2 separate regions of the Mus musculus genome follow, and region 2 is linked to region 1. Evidence: chromatin loops called from intact Hi-C (ENCODE). Cell type or tissue: gastrocnemius. All regions are shown on one strand.

Evidence for each region. A loop is a pair of places that touch in the nucleus more often than their neighbours do. Peaks named below come from ENCODE experiments on the same cell type or tissue, not always from the same donor. Only the 100,000 strongest peaks of a DNase experiment are listed, where the experiment ranks them.
Region 2: it touches region 1 in a loop (7-fold over the local background); 19 of 42 quality-filtered maps call a loop at or near these places.

The regions. Positions count from the first base shown.
Region 1 is chr17:34,800,707-34,808,706 of GRCm38, reverse strand. It overlaps Cyp21a1 (cytochrome P450, family 21, subfamily a, polypeptide 1), which reads left to right and starts at 4,281. Exons shown (of 10, transcript NM_009995.2): 1 at 4,281-4,509; 2 at 4,574-4,663; 3 at 5,016-5,158; 4 at 5,264-5,359; 5 at 5,446-5,547; 6 at 5,636-5,722; 7 at 5,836-6,036; 8 at 6,233-6,402; 9 at 6,471-6,574; 10 at 6,659-7,359. The coding sequence starts at 4,308. The coding sequence ends at 6,927. It also overlaps the pseudogene Tnxa. RefSeq lists enhancers at 4,009-4,020, 4,083-4,094, 4,124-4,135, 3,966-4,151, 4,147-4,160 and 1 more and promoters at 3,778-4,494, 1-4,494. In gastrocnemius, a CTCF peak has its summit at 3,320 (motif pointing right); no DNase peak of the experiment used is centred here.
Region 2 is chr17:34,714,358-34,722,357 of GRCm38, reverse strand. Tnxb (tenascin XB) reads right to left here. Exons shown (of 33, transcript NM_031176.2): 20 at 7,487-7,768; 21 at 6,367-6,675; 22 at 5,722-6,057; 23 at 5,350-5,472; 24 at 5,092-5,235; 25 at 4,798-4,917; 26 at 4,549-4,692; 27 at 4,329-4,459; 28 at 4,074-4,206; 29 at 3,824-3,975; 30 at 3,627-3,723; 31 at 3,379-3,540; 32 at 3,134-3,297; 33 at 2,543-2,832. The coding sequence ends at 2,731. It also overlaps the pseudogene Cyp21a2-ps. Among named protein-coding and RNA genes, the nearest start is that of C4b, 26 kb to the left of the region's middle. In gastrocnemius, no CTCF peak of the experiment used is centred here; DNase peaks (open chromatin) are centred at 2,331 and 4,698.

The sequences.
Region 1 (8,000 bases):
AGCAAATCTTGAAGGGTCAACTCAGCCCCACCCTGTCTGCCTATCTTTGGTTATTCAAGGCAACCTAGTTCTACCAAGGAAATTTAGCAAGGTCAGACGAATCTGCCATTTGACCATTCTGCAGAGATCCATGGTCTGTCTCTTTCCCCGTTCTGCCCAGTGAGTGGTACCACAACCAGAACCATAGCCTCTTATCACAGTGGCTCATCACTGGGGAACACAATAGGACCAGGTAGTTCCTGTGCCCTGAGGAGGTCAGATGTCAGAGCTCACATCAGTGAGGAGAGCATCAGAGAATTGTGGATATTTCACATGTTTTTCTGCTTTGTTTGGTTATAATGCATCTCAGCCTGGCTTCAGACTTACTATGGAACCTGGACATTTGAGTGCTTAGATTATAGCACACATCACCACACCAAGGATTTTGCAGTGCTAGGAATTGAACCCAGGGCTTTGTGCACACCAGGCAAGCACTTTGCCAACCGTACCATATCACTGAAACAAATTATATTTATTTTATTTTTTTCTTGTTTTACTTTTTGAGACCAGGTCTTATGTAGCCAGCACTGGCCTTGAACTCCTGATCTCAGCTTCCCTGGAATTACAGGTGCATCCCAGCATCTGTGGTGTCTAGTCTGTGATAGAAAGGGGCAATAATTGGGCAGAGAGAGTCTGGGGATAGGCAGTTGGGGGACTTGTCACCTATCTCCATAAGCTCCACCCCCCTAATTGGAATAGTCTCACCCCAGATACTCTATGAGATTCCCAATTGCTCCCTTATCAAGTGCCCCTGGGATGGTCCTGGGGAAACCCCATCTCTAACAGTTGTAACTTCTGAACCAGCCGTGTCTTCCCAGTCCCTCCTGGGGCGGCTGGGGTTGGAGGACTGTCTTTATCATGATGGGAGCCATCTTCTCCCTGAGCTGGCAACCTGTGGGCCCTGACCCTCAAGGTTGCCTTAGCAAGCACATAGCAAGCCCTCTTCTCTGTCCTATTCCTGTCCTCAGGCCTACGAGCAAGGCCCCCTCCTTTTCTCCTTTCCTCATCTCAAGGTTTTCTCAAACTCCTTCACATTTGTGTTTTCAGCTTTTGTTTGTTTGTTTGTTTGTTTTTTTTTTTTGTAAGTCATCTCCAGTTGGTCATTTTGTTGCTATTGTTGTAGCCAAATGATTAAAGGTACAGACTCTGCACCCGGGTGCCTGCTGAAGCTTGGTTCTGCCTCTTTGCAGTTCTGCACATGTGTAAGCTCTTCAGCCTTGACTTCATTAAACAACCGGGGCAGTGGTATATGGTGTAGCCTGTGGGTCATGGTAGGCATGGTGGGGGCAGAGCAAAGCAGGTAGGAGCTGGTACACATTGTTCCAAAACGTGGTCCCTTGTCTTCTGAGCACTTTTTGTGTGGTGCAGGGGTAGAACCCAGGGCCTCTCACTATGAGGCAAACACTAACACTAAACCTTGCTTCTTCTGAGATAGGGTCTTGCTATGTAGCCCAAGCTGACCTCAGACTCAGTCTTTCTGCTATTGCCTCCTAAGTGCTGAGATCATAGGCAAGCACCACCACACCTAACAACGTGTTTACGACACTGAAAGAGACCATATAAGCAATGCTACCAGGCCAGGCATTGTGGAATATGCCTGTAATCCCAGCGTTTGGAGATGGAAAAGGAGGGGTCAGGGTGAGGTCATCCTTAGCTACATCAAGACCAGTCAGGGCTACATAGTAAGACCTATGTCAGAGAGAGAAGGGAGAGGGGAGAGAAGAAGAGGAGGAGGAGGAGGAGGAGGAGGAGGAGGAGAAAGGAGAAGAAGAAGAAGAAGAAGAAGAAGAAGAAGAAGAAGAAGAAGAAGAAGAAGGAAGAAGAAGAAGAAGAAGAAGAAGAAGAAGAAGAAGAAGAAGAAGAAGAAGAAGAAGAAGAAGAAGAAGAAGAAGAAGAAGAAGAAGAAGAAGAAGAAGAGTGGACATCCTGGCAGAAGAAACTGGAACTAGGAAAGACCTCACTGACCGGCCATGGCCAGGCTGCCCCAACTGGTACACGGATGGTAGCAGCTTTTTGGTTGAAGGTAAGTGAAAAGCAGGGGCTGCAGTGGTCAACGGAAAACAACCATCTTGGCCAGCAGCTTGCCTGAAGGGACGACAGCCTAGAGAGCAGAGCTAATTGCACTCACCCAAGCTTTGCAGCCGGCAGAAGGGAAGAACATTAATATCTACACAGACAGCAGGTATACTTTCGCCACCGCTCACATACATGGGGCGATCTACAGACAAAGGGGGCTATTCATATCTGCTGGGAAAGATATTAAAAATAAAGAAGAAATCTTGAGCCTATTAGAAGCCATACACTTGCCAAAAACAAACAAACAAACAAACAAACAAACAACAACAAAAACTGGCCATCATACATTGCCCTGGTCACCAGAAAGGCCATGATGCCATAGCGAAGGGAAATCAGATGGCTTACCTCGCTGCCAAACAGGCTGCCCAAGGTTCCTCATAGCTAGAGAAAAAAAAAAAAAAAAAGAACTGTTAGACCATTATGAACTCAAAGACGCAGGCGTTGACTACACTCCAGAAGATCAGGAACTGATAGACAAAATACCTGAGATATGTGGGTATACTCCCCAGGGAGTGGCTAAGACCCAAAATGGTCACTCGGTTCTGCCTACCAAAGAAGGACAACAATATGGAGCCAATCTACACTGGCTCACACACTTGGGAACTAAGAAGTTCAAAGAAATTGTTAAGAGCTCAAGCTACTATGCTATAAGATTGCCCAACGTTGCCCAGGAGATTGTTAGTAAATGCCAAGCCTGTGCCCTCCCCAATGCCGGGCACCACAAGAAAGCCCCCAGAAAGCAGCTAAGAGGTGAGTGGCCAGGGGCATACTGAGAAGTAAATTTTACTGAAGTTAAACCAGCCAAGTACGGTAATAAATATCTATTAGTTTTGATAGACACTTTTTCAGGGTGGGTCGAAGCCTTCCCCACTAAGAAGGAGTGAGCCAATATCGTGGCAAAGAAGATATTAGAGGAAAATTTCCCAAGATCTGGCATCCCTAAGGTACTTTCGTCAGACAATGGCCCCTCCTTTGTTGCCCAGGTAAGCCAAGGGTTAGCCAGACAATTGGGGATCAATTGGAAGTTACATTGTGCTTATAGACCCTAGAGTTCAGGACAGGTAGAGCAGATGACTAGAACATTAAAAGAAATATAAGTAAATGTAACGCTAAACAACCAAAGAAGCCCCTCTGTGTTTTGTTAGTACACATGCATGTGAACGTTGTGAATATGCAGTACCACTCTGCGGCCAGAAGAGGGCAGTGGAACTGCAGAAATAGAGTTGCAGAAGGTAGTGAGCTGCCACAGAAGTGCTGGGAACTGAACCCAGGTCCTCAGCAAGAGCAGCCAGGGCTCTTAACCACTGAACCACATTGCCAGCCCTGTGGTATATGTTCATCATTCGAGAAATGGTGAAGCAGAGGCAGGAAGATAGCCGGGGCTCAGTGGCCAGCTTGCCTGGATGAATCAGGGAGGTTCAGGAAAATGAGCCCTCAGGGGTCTTGTACCTTGGACAGACCAACTGAGGCTGACCTGTGGTTACCACACACAAGCACAACACCCTCTGCCATGCCCCACCCCTACCCAGACATCAAACCAAAGGGAAGTCTAACAAAGAATTGCACAAGGAGCCAGGTGACTCATGTCTGCATTCCAAGCTATTTGGGGAGCTGAAGGAAGGTGCAAAGTTTCTGCCTGTCTGAGCTACACGGTGAGTTCAAGGTACCCTGGGCAACTTAGTGAGGCTCTTTTTCAAACTAACAAAAGAGGGTCTAGGACTGTGGATGCAGCTGGCAGTGGAGGGCTGGCCGGGCATCACAAAAATAAAGTTAACAGTAGTGGTAATAAAATCAATAAAATATAATACCCAAAAGGCGTATTGGGCAGAGACTGCTATTCATTTCTTTTCTCTAGAACAAATGCACTCCACTCAGCTGGTCCAAGGGGAGGTATGGTGGGAGGGGCCGGCTCCAGTGGACTCTCCGCCTACTTGGCTGAAACAGAGTTAGGAAACTGACTGCGATACAGAGAGGTCAGGGTCTTGCATCCCTTCCTTTCTTCTTGATGGATGGTCCCATCTTTGATCCACAGATTCTCCAAGGCTGATGGGGACTGTGCCAATGTGAAAACATACTGTTCTGTGTTGGGAACAGGAAGGGACCTGAAGCAAAGGTCAGAGCCACAGCAGAACAAAGGACTGGAGTTGGGGGCTATAAAAGGCCATATCAGGGCCCTGCACAAGTGCTGGGCCATGCTGCTACCTGGGCTGCTGCTGCTGTTGCTGCTGCTAGCTGGCACCCGCTGGCTGTGGGGCCAATGGAAGCTCCGGAAGCTGCACCTCCCGCCTCTGGCCCCGGGTTTTCTGCACTTCCTACAGCCTAACCTTCCCATCTACCTGCTTGGCCTCACTCAGAAACTCGGGCCCATCTACAGGATCCGCTTGGGGATGCAAGGTAAGCCAGTCTTCTGTGTTGATGTGACCCCTCTTCCCTGCCTGACATTGTCCTTTCCCCTCAGATGTGGTGGTGCTAAATTCTAACAGAACCATTGAGGAGGCCTTGATCCAAAAGTGGGTGGACTTTGCTGGCCGACCCCATATGCTAAATGGTAAGGGTTAGGACCCTTGCTCAGTTTCCCCTCCCTTCCCCCCCCCCCCGTAAACATGGTGCTGTGAGATTGTGGCAGAGAAGGCTTCCTCGGTGAGGCACGATGGCTCCTCTTCCTCTTCCTCTTCCTCCTCCTCCTTCTCCTTCTCCTCTTCCTCCTCTTCCTCCTGTTCTTCCTCCTCCTCCACCACTCCCTCTTCTTTAAGATTAGGTCTTACTATAGAGCCCTTGTTGGGCTGAAAACCACTATGTAGAAAAGGCTAGTCTTAAACTTACAGAGATCCACCTGGTGTGGCCTTTGGCCTCCTTGGTAGCTTGTGGTCATGTCTTTCTTTCTACCATCTCTCCTGCAGGAAAGATGGACTTGGACCTGTCCCTGGGGGATTACTCTCTCATGTGGAAGGCCCACAAGAAACTCTCTCGCTCAGCCCTGATGCTGGGCATGCGAGACTCCATGGAGCCTCTGATAGAGCAGCTGACCCAGGAGTTCTGTGAGGTGGGGCTAGCTCTTGTAGTAGCCTGACTCTCTTGGGGTCAGCCTCCCTCTCCCGCCAGTACCACTCTGACTCCACAGCCTCTGCAGCCTGTCTCTCCTCCACAGCGCATGCGAGCCCAGGCTGGCACCCCCGTGGCCATCCATAAGGAATTCTCCTTCCTCACTTGTAGTATCATCTCCTGCCTCACTTTTGGAGACAAGGTCCATGTTACCCTCTTGCCCACCCCTAACCCCCCTCTGGCCCTCTGCGGGTCTTGAACTCAAAGCATGCCCTCCTGTTCCGGCAGGACAGCACGTTGGTACAGACCCTTCACGACTGTGTCCAGGACTTGTTGCAAGCCTGGAACCACTGGTCCATCCAAATCTTGACGATAATTCCCCTTCTCAGGGTGAGGAGTTGCAGCCCAGTCTCCCCTGGGTTGTGGGGGAGGGGACCACCAGTCTCCACCCTGCAGCTGACTCTCTTTCCTGCCCCAGTTCCTCCCCAACCCAGGCCTCCAGAAGCTGAAGCAGATCCAAGAGAGTCGGGACCATATTGTCAAGCAGCAGCTGAAGCGGCACAAGGTGGGCGTTGCAGTGGCACCAGCTCCTCTGGCCTCAGCCAGTGATGTGCCTGCCACCCCCACCCCCACCGACCGCCACCACTGCTGGACACACAATTTCCCCTGCCTTTGCAGGACAGCCTGGTTGCAGGCCAATGGAAAGACATGATTGACTACATGCTCCAGGGAGTGGAGAAGCAAAGGGATGGCAAAGACGAAGAGCGGCTCCACGAGGGGCACGTGCACATGTCGGTGGTGGACCTGTTCATCGGCGGCACCGAGACCACGGCTACCACGCTCTCCTGGGCTGTGGCTTTCCTGCTTCACCACCCTGAGGTGCACTGTGGGAAGACTGCTCCTTCTGGAACCTTGATCCAGTTGCCCTGCTCTTGACTGCTTGGCCTGGGCTATGCTCACAGAGGGGGCTCTAGGGTCAGCTAGATGGCAGGAGGGAGGAGCTGCAGGCTGGGCAGCTGTGAGCCACCTGGGCAAAGTCTGGTCCCTAGAGCTCAGCCTTGCCCCTCCTTCTCAGATCCAGAAGCGACTGCAGGAAGAGTTAGACCTCAAGCTGGGCCCAGGCTCCCAGCTCCTGTACAGGAACCGAATGCAGCTGCCTCTGCTCATGGCCACCATTGCCGAGGTGCTGCGTTTGCGGCCTGTGGTGCCCTTGGCCTTGCCCCATCGTGCAACTAGGGCTAGCAGGTGATTCCCTGGGGGTAAGGGTTGAGGGAGGAAGACCTTGACAGCTCCTGACTCCACCTTTCCCTCAGCATCTCCGGCTATGACATCCCTAAGGATATGGTCATCATCCCCAACATCCAAGGCGCCAACCTGGATGAGATGGTTTGGGAACTGCCCAGCAAGTTCTGGCCAGGTATGAGGCACACAGGAAAGGGAGCGGGAGAGGGCCGGCCTCTGCTGGGACAAACTTTTCTAGCTCTCCATCTACTACCCACAGATCGCTTCCTGGAACCTGGGAAGAATCCCAGAACACCATCCTTTGGCTGTGGGGCACGCGTGTGCCTGGGAGAGCCTCTGGCACGGCTGGAGCTCTTTGTGGTGCTGGCTCGTCTGCTGCAGGCCTTCACTCTGCTGCCTCCACCAGATGGAACCCTGCCTTCCCTGCAGCCCCAGCCTTATGCTGGCATCAATCTCCCGATTCCTCCTTTCCAGGTGCGGCTGCAGCCCAGAAACCTGGCGCCCCAAGACCAGGGTGAGCGTCCTTGACAGGATAGGACGAGTCTCTTTAAAGTTTCTCCTTTATTGCTCAGTTCCCCCCCCCCCCCCGTAAACATGGTGCTGTGAGATTGTGGCAGAGAAGGCTTCCTCGGTGAGGCACGGTGGCTCTTCTCTACTGGGGTGTGAGTGAGGTAGGCAGCAGGCTCAGGTGCCCCTGGTGGGGGCCTGGAAGTTTCTGGGTCGGAGCTTCATTTCCGTGAAGGGCACAGAAAACTCGAAGCCCTTCCAGTGGTACCAGCTCACTCCCTGAGGAGAGGGTTGTCAAGGGAAGAGAGTCAAGACAGCGCCATATCAATGCCACCTAATCCAGCCCCACCCTGCTCCTGTAGGTGACTCCCAGGGTCCAGCTATCTCTCCCATGATCCCTGAGCTGGTGCCTTCTGCCCAGTAATAAATGGTCTCTTCAGATTTCCTCAGCAAGGTTGGCATGAGTGTCTCATTTCACAGTTGAGCTTCTGAGGCATGAGTTCAGCCCTTCATGTGAGAGGACTTCATCCCGGGTCACCCAGATCCCAATGTGGAGTCCTGTGGTCCCCACGGCCCCCACCTGGTGATCCACTGTGCTCCCATAGAGCCCGTTGAGGTTGGCGTAGTGACAGTTCCTGTACCACCAAGCCCCACGATAGGAGACAGCGCAGGAGATGAGCAAGTTGTTGAGGTCTTGATCACGGGCAGAAAAGACACTGCTGCTGTGGTAGCTCATAAAGTTGCTTGGCAGGGGATGCGAAGGCATGGTGAGGATCACCCCGCCTCATGCCCACCTGCTCACACCCCATCTGTGCCCACACTTACCTGCAGTCCCATGGTAGCCCTCAAGGTGTAGGCGGTAGTTCTCCTTTGCTGAGTCTACACGGAAGAAGTCATACTGGGCGAACACGGCTTCCTTTCCGGCCCGCAGGTCCACATGCAGAGAATAGTCTCCAGCCTGTGTTAGGCTGTGCAGGGCCTCGTTGTCTGGGGTGGAGCATGCTTCATCAGGGTACTGGGGTTCACTGGACTGCCATCCCTTCCCTGGCTCCCCAGCCCTATGAAGCACAGACCCAGCCAGAATTCCCCGGAAA
Region 2 (8,000 bases), 86 kb after region 1:
GGGACAGGAAGGGACCTGAAGCAAAGGTCAGAGCCACAGCAGAGCAAAGGACTGGAGTTGGGGGCTATAAAAGGCCATATCAGGGCCCTGCACAAGTGCTGGGCCATGCTGCTACCTGGGCTGCTGCTGCTGTTGCTGCTGCTAGCTGGCACCCGCTGGCTGTGGGGCCAATGGAAGTTCCGGAAGCTGCACCTCCTGCCTCTGGCCCCGGGTTTTCTGCACTTCCTACAGCCTAACCTTCCCATTTACCTGCTTGGCCTCACTCAGAAACTCGGGCCCATCTACAGGATCCGCTTGGGGCTGCAAGGTAAGCCAGTCTTCTGTCTTGGTGTGACCCCTTCTTCCCTGCCTGACATTGTCCTTTCCCCCTCCTTCTTTTCCTTCTCCTTCTCCTCTTCCTCCTCTTCTTCTTCCTCCTATCTTCCTCCTCCTCCACCACTCCCTCTTCTTCTTTAAGATTAGATCTTATATACAGCCCTTGTTGGGCTGAAAATCACTATATAGACCAGGCTAGTCCCAAACTCAAAGAGATCCACCTGGTGTGGCCTTTGATCTCCTTGGTTGCTTGTGGTCATGTCTTTCTTTCTACCATCTCTCCTGCAGGAAAGATGGACTTGGACCTGTCCCTGGGGGATTACTCTCTCATGTGGAAGGCCCACAAGAAACTCTCTCGGTCAGCCCTGATGCTGGGCATGCTAGACTCCATGGAGCCTCTGATAGAGCAGCTGACCCAGGAGTTCTGTGAGGTGAGGATAGCTCTTGTAGCCTGACCCTCTTGGGGTCAGCCTCCCTCTCCCGCCAGTACCCCTCTGGCTCCACAGCCTCTGCAGCCTTTCTCTCCTCCACAGCGCATGCGAGCCCAGGCTGGCACCCCCGTGGCCATCCATAAGGAATTCTCCTTCCTCACTTGCAGTATCATCTCCTGCCTCACTTTTGGAGACAAGGTCCATGTTACCCTCTTGCCCACCCCTAACCCCCCTCTGGCCCTCTGCGGGTCTTGAACTCAAAGCATGCCCTCCTGTTCCGGCAGGACAGCACGTTGGTACAGACCCTTCACGACTGTGTCCAGGACTTGTTGCAAGCCTGGAACCACTGGTCCATCCAAATCTTGACGATAATTCCCCTTCTCAGGGTGAGGAGTTGCAGCCCAGTCTCCCCTGGGTTGTGGGGGAGGGGACCACCAGTCTCCACCCTGCAGCTGACTCTCTTTCCTGCCCCAGTTCTTCCCCAACCCAGGCCTCCAGAAGCTGAAGCAGATCCAAGAGAGTCGGGACCATATCATAAAGCAGCAGCTGAAGCAGCACAAGGTGGATGTTGCAGGGGCACCAGCTCCTCTGGCCTCAGCCAGTGATGTGCCTGCCACCCCCCACCCCCACCGACCGCCACCACTGCTGGACACACAACTTCCCCTGCCTTTGCAGGACAGCCTGGTTGCAGGCCAATGGAAAGACATGATTGACTACATGCTCCAGGAAGTGGAGAAGCAAAGGGATGGCAAAGACAAAGAGCAACTCCACGAGGGGCACGTGCACATGTCGGTGGTGGACCTGTTCATCGGCGGCACCGAGACCACGGCTACCACGCTCTCCTGGGCTGTGGCTTTCCTGCTTCACCACCCTGAGGTGCACTGTGGGAAGACTGCTCCTTCTGGAACCTTGATCCAGTTGCCCTACTCTTGACTGCTTGGCCTGGGCTATGCTCACAGAGGGGGCTCTAGGGTCAGCTAGATGGCAGGAGGGAGGAGCTGCAGGCTGGGCAGCTGTGAGCCACCTGGGCAGGCAGCTGTGAGCCACCTGGGCAAAGTCTGGTCCCTAGAACCCAGCCTTGCCCCTCCTTCTCAGATCCAGAAGTGACTGCAGGAAGAGTTAGACCTCAAGCTGGGCCCAGGCTCCCAGCTCCTGTACAGGAACCGAATGCAGCTGCCTCTGCTCATGGCCACCATTGCTGAGGTGCTGCATTTGCGGCCTGTGGTGCCCTTGGCCTTGCCCCATCGTGCAACTAAGGCTAGCAGGTGATTCCCTGGGGGTAAGGGTTGAGGGAGGAAGACCTCGACAGCTCCTGACTCCACCTTTCCCTCAGCATCTCTGGCTATAACATCCCCAAGGATATGGTCATCATCCCCAACATCCAAGGCGCCAACCTGGATGAGATGGTTTGGGAACTGCCCAGCAAGTTCTGGCCAGGTATGAGGCAGACAGGAAAGGGAGCGGGAGAGGGCCGGCCTCTGCTGGGACAAACTTCTCTAGCTCTCCATCTACTACCCACAGATCGCTTCCTGGAACCTGGCAAGAATCCCAGAACACCATCCTTTGGCTGTGGGGCACGCGTGTGCCTGGGAGAGCCTCTGGCACGGCTGGAGCTCTTTGTGGTGCTGGCTCGTCTGCTGCAGGCCTTCACTCTGCTGCCTCCACCAGATGGAACCCTGCCCTCCCTGCAGCCCCAGCTTTATGCTGGCATCAATCTCCTGATTCCTCCTTTCCAGGTGCGGCTGCAGCCCAGAAACCTGGCAGCCCAAGAACTGGGTGAGAAAACCTTGACAGGATAGGATGAGCCTAGTGCCTCAGTTTCTCCTTTATTGCTCCATTTCCCCTCCCCTCCCCCCCTGTAAACATGGTGCTGTGAGATTGTGGCAGAGAAGGCCTCCTTGGTGTGGCATGCTGGCTCTTCTCTGGGCACAACCCCTCAGTGCTCGGCAGTCATACCGGGGTGTGAGTGAGGTGGGCAGCAGGCTCAGGTGCCCCTGGTGGGGACCTGGAAGTTTCTGGGTCGCAGCTTCATTTCCGTGAAGGGCACAGAGAACTCGAAGCCCTTCCAGTGGTACCAGCTCACTCCCTGAGGAGAGGGTTGTCAAGGGAAGAGAGTCAAGACAGTGCCATATCAATGCCACCTAATCCAGCCCCACCCTGCTCCTGTAGGTGACTCCCAGGGTCCAGCCATCTCCCCCATGATCCCTGAGCTGGTGCCTTCTGCCCAGTAATAAATGGTCTCTTCAAGTTTCCTCAGCAAGGTTGGCATGAGTGTCTCATTTCACAGTTGAGCCTCTGAGGCACGAGTTCAGCCCTTCATGTGAGAGGACTTCAGCCCGGGTCACCCAGATCCCAACGTGGAGTCCTGTGGTCCCCACGGCCCCCACCTGGTGATCCACTGTGCTCCCATAGAGCCCATTGAGGTTGGCGTAGTGACAGTTCCTGTACCACCAAGCCCCACGATAAGAGACAGCGCAAGAGATGAGCAAGTTGTTGGGGTCTCGATCACGGGCAGAAAAGACACTGCCACTGTGGTAGCTCATAGAGTCGCCTGGCAGGGCATGCGAAGACATAGTGAGGATCACCCCGCCTCGTGCCCACCCGCCCCCACATCATCTGTGCCCACACTTACCTGCAGTCCCATGGTAGCCCTCAAGGTGTAGGCGGTAGTTCTCCTTTGCTGAGTCTACACGGAAGAAGTCATACTGGGCGAACACGGCTTCCTTTCCGGCCCGCAGGTCCACACGCAGAGAATAGTCTCCAGCCTGTGTTAGGCTGTGCAGGGCCTCGTTGCCTGGGGTGGAGCATGCTTCATCAGGGTACTGGGGTTCACTGGACTGCCATCCCTTCCCTGGCTCCCCAGCCCTATGAAGCACGGACCCAGCCAGAATTCCCCGGAAATGTTCCCAAAACCATGGGCGTACTCCTCCCAGTCTCTCCAGAAGTCCGTCTGTCCATCCATGCGGCGCTGGAACACCTGGAAAGCAATCAAGGCCAAAGTCAGCCTGTGGTTCCCCTGCATCGTCTCCTGTGCTACACAGTGATAAGCAGGGAGCCGGGCTCTGAATGGAACCCACCAGCCAACCACCTCCATCAGTCTCCATGTCACAGAACACATCCAAAGGCCGCTCACGGTTGCCATTGAGGAAGATGGTGGTGGTCTTTGAGGCACTGGGCCCATTCTTCAGCTCCTCCCCACAGTCCCGGGGGAAGGGGATCCGCAGCCCACCTGCGGAGAGGAGGTGGAGAGTCTGTCTGTTCTCCTCCCCAAACCTCAGATCCCAGAGCCCCCCAACCCCCGCGAAGCTCAAACCCCAGAGCCAGTACCAGTAGTAAAGGAAGTGAGCACGGGAGGTGTAAGGCTCTCGCCCCAGATGGCCCGCAGCTGGGCACTGTAGAAGGTGGAGGGGAAGAGGCGCAGAAGCCTGTGCGAGGTGGTTCCTGCTGGAAGCAGGATTTCCTGGAGACAGACGAGGGACAGACATGTCAGTGGAGGGCCAGATGGAGACTCTCTAGGAGAGCTAGAGGAGGCACCTCCAAATCAAGCCGCGTGGAATGCTGATGGCCAGTGAAGTGGGGTACCTGAATCTGTCCTCCAGGGGTGTCAAAGCTGAGCAGGTAGCCTGTGGGTGGGACTTCAGGCTCAGTCCAAGTGAGCAGGGCCGTGCGAGGAGTCACTTCCTTGGCCTCCAAGTCCTGGGGGGGCTTTAACCCTGGAAGGAGAAGGATGGAAAGAGACAAAAATGAGGCCCATGTCTATTCTCCTCAATCTCCTGTGACCCACACGCAGCCGTGGCTATACCTGTGGTGAAGGTTATGCTGGCTGGGGAGGTGAAGTTAGGACCCCGGAGACCACGCACGGTGGCTGTGTAATTGGTGTCGAGTGCCAGGTCAGTCAGTGGGTAGTCCACAGCGCTGCCAGGTGCTGAGGCCTGAAGGGGTGGGGCTAGGAGTGGGAGGGGCATCAGCTCCTATCCATCTGAGCTGTACCCTGTTACCCGCTTCTCCACCCCAAACAAGTCTTCTTTAGAGGAGGTTTGTTCTCACTCACCCCCAGGGGATTCGACCTCGACGTCATATTTGTCCACTGGTTTGTGGGGGGGTTTCCAGTGTAGAAGGGCAGATCCGTCAGTCAAGTTCAATGCCCGTAGCTGGGTGGGACCATCAGGCACTGGGCAAGAACAGGGAGCTCAGAGGCATCCCTAGCCCTAACTCTCCCGACCCTGCTGGCTCCTCCCTCATTGGAGGTTGGAACCCGGGGATCCTCTGCCCCCATTACACCCTTACCCCCTTTTTTGCTTTCTCTTTCTCTACCTCTCCTCGTGCTGGGGGCTGTCTCTCTTACCTGTGGTGAGGAAGCCTGTGAGAGGCTCGCTTTCCTCAAAGCCACGGACGGAGACCACAGTCACCTCATAGCGAGTGTCTGGAATCAGCCCTTGGAGGATCTGGGTCTGGGTCCGGCCATCCACCTGCACACTTTGTGGCTCTCCTGCAAACATGGACGGAGCCTGAGAACAGCTAGAGAGCAGGCAGTGTGCAGGGGTGGTAGTGGGCAAGAGAGGAGAGCCAAGGAGGTCATGAGGGTAAGGAAAGGGGTCTTCACCTCCATCTGCTAGCTGGTAGGAGATTTTGAAGCTGTCCACCCTGGACGTTGGCGGCACCCATTTGACTTTGGCTGATGTTTCCCCGATGTCGCTGAATTGCAGGTCCCGGGGGCTCTCCAGAACTGGGGGCATAAGGGATGGGTAGAGCGGCTAAGGCACGGATAGGCAGGCTCCTGCCTTTTCTCCTTGGGTGCACTGGCTCCAAAGAGGCCTGTTACCTTCTCTGGTAGGTTCCTCAGGACAGGTGTCACTCTCTACGTGTTTTCAACCCTTCCCTCCCCCACCCCACCATTACCACACAGGTTGTTATATGCTGGGTCCCACCCCGCAAAACAGGAAGCCCTTTCTTTGGTGTTCCTGCGGGCCCTCACCTGGGCTGAGTGTGCGGGCAGTGCCCTGGATGCTGTCTGCCTTGTGTGGCCCACGCAGCCCATACAGAGTAAGGCTATACAGGGTCCCAGGACGCAGGTCCCGGAGCATGGCGGATCGCCGCACGCCTGGCACCATAAGCTCTCGCTGTTGCAGAGTGCGAGGATTCTGCTCCAGGGTACTCAGTAGGGGGACCCCAAAGCGTAGCAGGAAAGAGTCAAAGGCCCCAAGCGGGGCTTCCCAGTTTAGCCGCAGAGAACTGGTGGTCACATCTGAAACTGAGAGCTGGGACAGGCGGGGCCCGGGGTCCCCTGGGCCCTGACCAGCAGGAACTGGATCTGTGTGAAGTGGGTAGGAGAAAAGGGTTTGGAGACAGATGCATGATGCCAGTTCTAAGGTTTATAGCATGTCCCTTTGTCATCTTATCCTGATCCTCTTGGTCAGTAAAGTTGGGCTAGTGAGGAACAGAGCCACAGGAGGGGTGTTCAGTGGCCCGACATGGGAGCAGAGGCAGGGGCTGTGGAGGGCAAATGGCCTCAACTCTTTCTGGGTGAAAAACTCCACAGGCCTTTCCTGTGGAAGCCAATTTAGGGTGCCACCTTCCACCCTTCCTACCCCAGACTAGGATGGTACAGGCCTGGCCCTACCTGTGGTGCCCTCTACAGACACAGGTCCGTGGCGTGTCCCTTCACGGAGGCCATAGAGGAAGAACTTGTAGGAAGTTTTGGGTTCCAGGCCTGAGATGAGGACTTTGTCCTGGTCTCCATCAACAAGCAGGGCCTGGGTTTCATTCTCTGTGTCCTGGTACTGGACCACAAAGGAGTCAAAGGGGCCACGAGCCACAGCCCAGGAGAGTCGCAGGGAGTCTGGGGTTGCCTCTGTCACTGCCAGCGTCCCCAGGCCGGGAGCATGAGGGGGCTCAGTGTGGTCTGGGGCTGATATGTCAACTTCTGAGGCTGCATGGGAGAAACCAGAGCAGAATCTACGCGGGGGTGCCATGGGGCCCTCCCTTCCCATCTTGCCCTTCAGAGGAAAGCTGGCAAGGCTGGCTTGAGACTGGTGACACCTCATAGTCCTGGCAGAGCAGCCCACGAGAGGAAAGGGAGGGAGGAGATCATCTAGAACCTTCCAGTTCTTGAACTCATTTCAGCAGTGTGCCCCAGGAGACCTCTCTGAGAAGAGCCCCAGGGTCTGTCTCCTGTCTGGGAAGCTGTTGGTCTTTCCTCTACCTCTCAATGTATCTGGACCTGAGACTCACTTCTGCTCTCCCAGCCTTGGGCACATCAAGCCCGCCTCAGCAGTGGCCCCACCCATAGAGCCTTTTGAAAGCAGCTGAAGGTGGCACCGACTGGTGTACGTGCCTGGCAAGACACACTAGCCATGTGCCCTTCTGAGGTGGGTGTCAGTGGCCTCTGCCCACTGGCTTTCTCGGTGGTTTTCCCTTTCAGAAAACATCTCTGGCTCACTAGCATGGGAGGTGTGTGCTGATGTGGCAAGCCTACATTGTGAGGAGCTAAAGTTGCTCCAACAGGGCGGTGGGAAGCAGCCCTTGAGGGGATGGCTGGGCTTGAGAGAGAAAGCAGGGAATCCTCAAGGCCTTTCCTTCCTGCTTGGCCTGGCTTCTCCTGTTCTTTCAAATGACTGATTAACACCTGGGGTGGGGTGGGCACAAACTCTCCCTTCTCTGGCTCTGGCCAGGCCTCTCCCCCTCCCTCCTGTCCACTCCAGTCAGTTCCGTGGTCTTCAGACCAGGCAGGACAGCCTCACCTGTCACTCCCAAGGCAGAGATGGGTCCCAGGCGCTTCCCTCCAGTGAGCCCATAGAGCAGGAACTTGTATTTCCTGCCTGGCTGTAGACCCTCTATGGTGACCTCTCGCTGGTCTGCAGCCAAGGACACCGTCTGGAGCTGCCCATCCCTGTCCTTGTACTGGACCAGGAAGGAGTCAAAGGGACCCTGGGCCACAGACCAAGAGAGGTGCATGGAGTCAGAGGTCTCCTCTGTCACTGACAGTTCACCGAGGCGGGGCTGTGGTGTCTTCTCCACGGGAGCTGAGAGGAGGGTAGGAAGATTCAGTTCACAGTCTTCAGAGGAAAGCAAGGATACATGTGTAGCCTTGGGGACAGACACCCAGCCCGTAGATGACAGACAATGCTTGGAAGAGCTAGTGTAATGAGGGTTTGGTGGGGCAGAATTATGGTATCTGAGGGCTCCAGGCCCTGAAGTCTGCTTGGGTGAATCACGGACCTGGGAGTTGGGTCATGGGCCCACCCTACCCCTTCC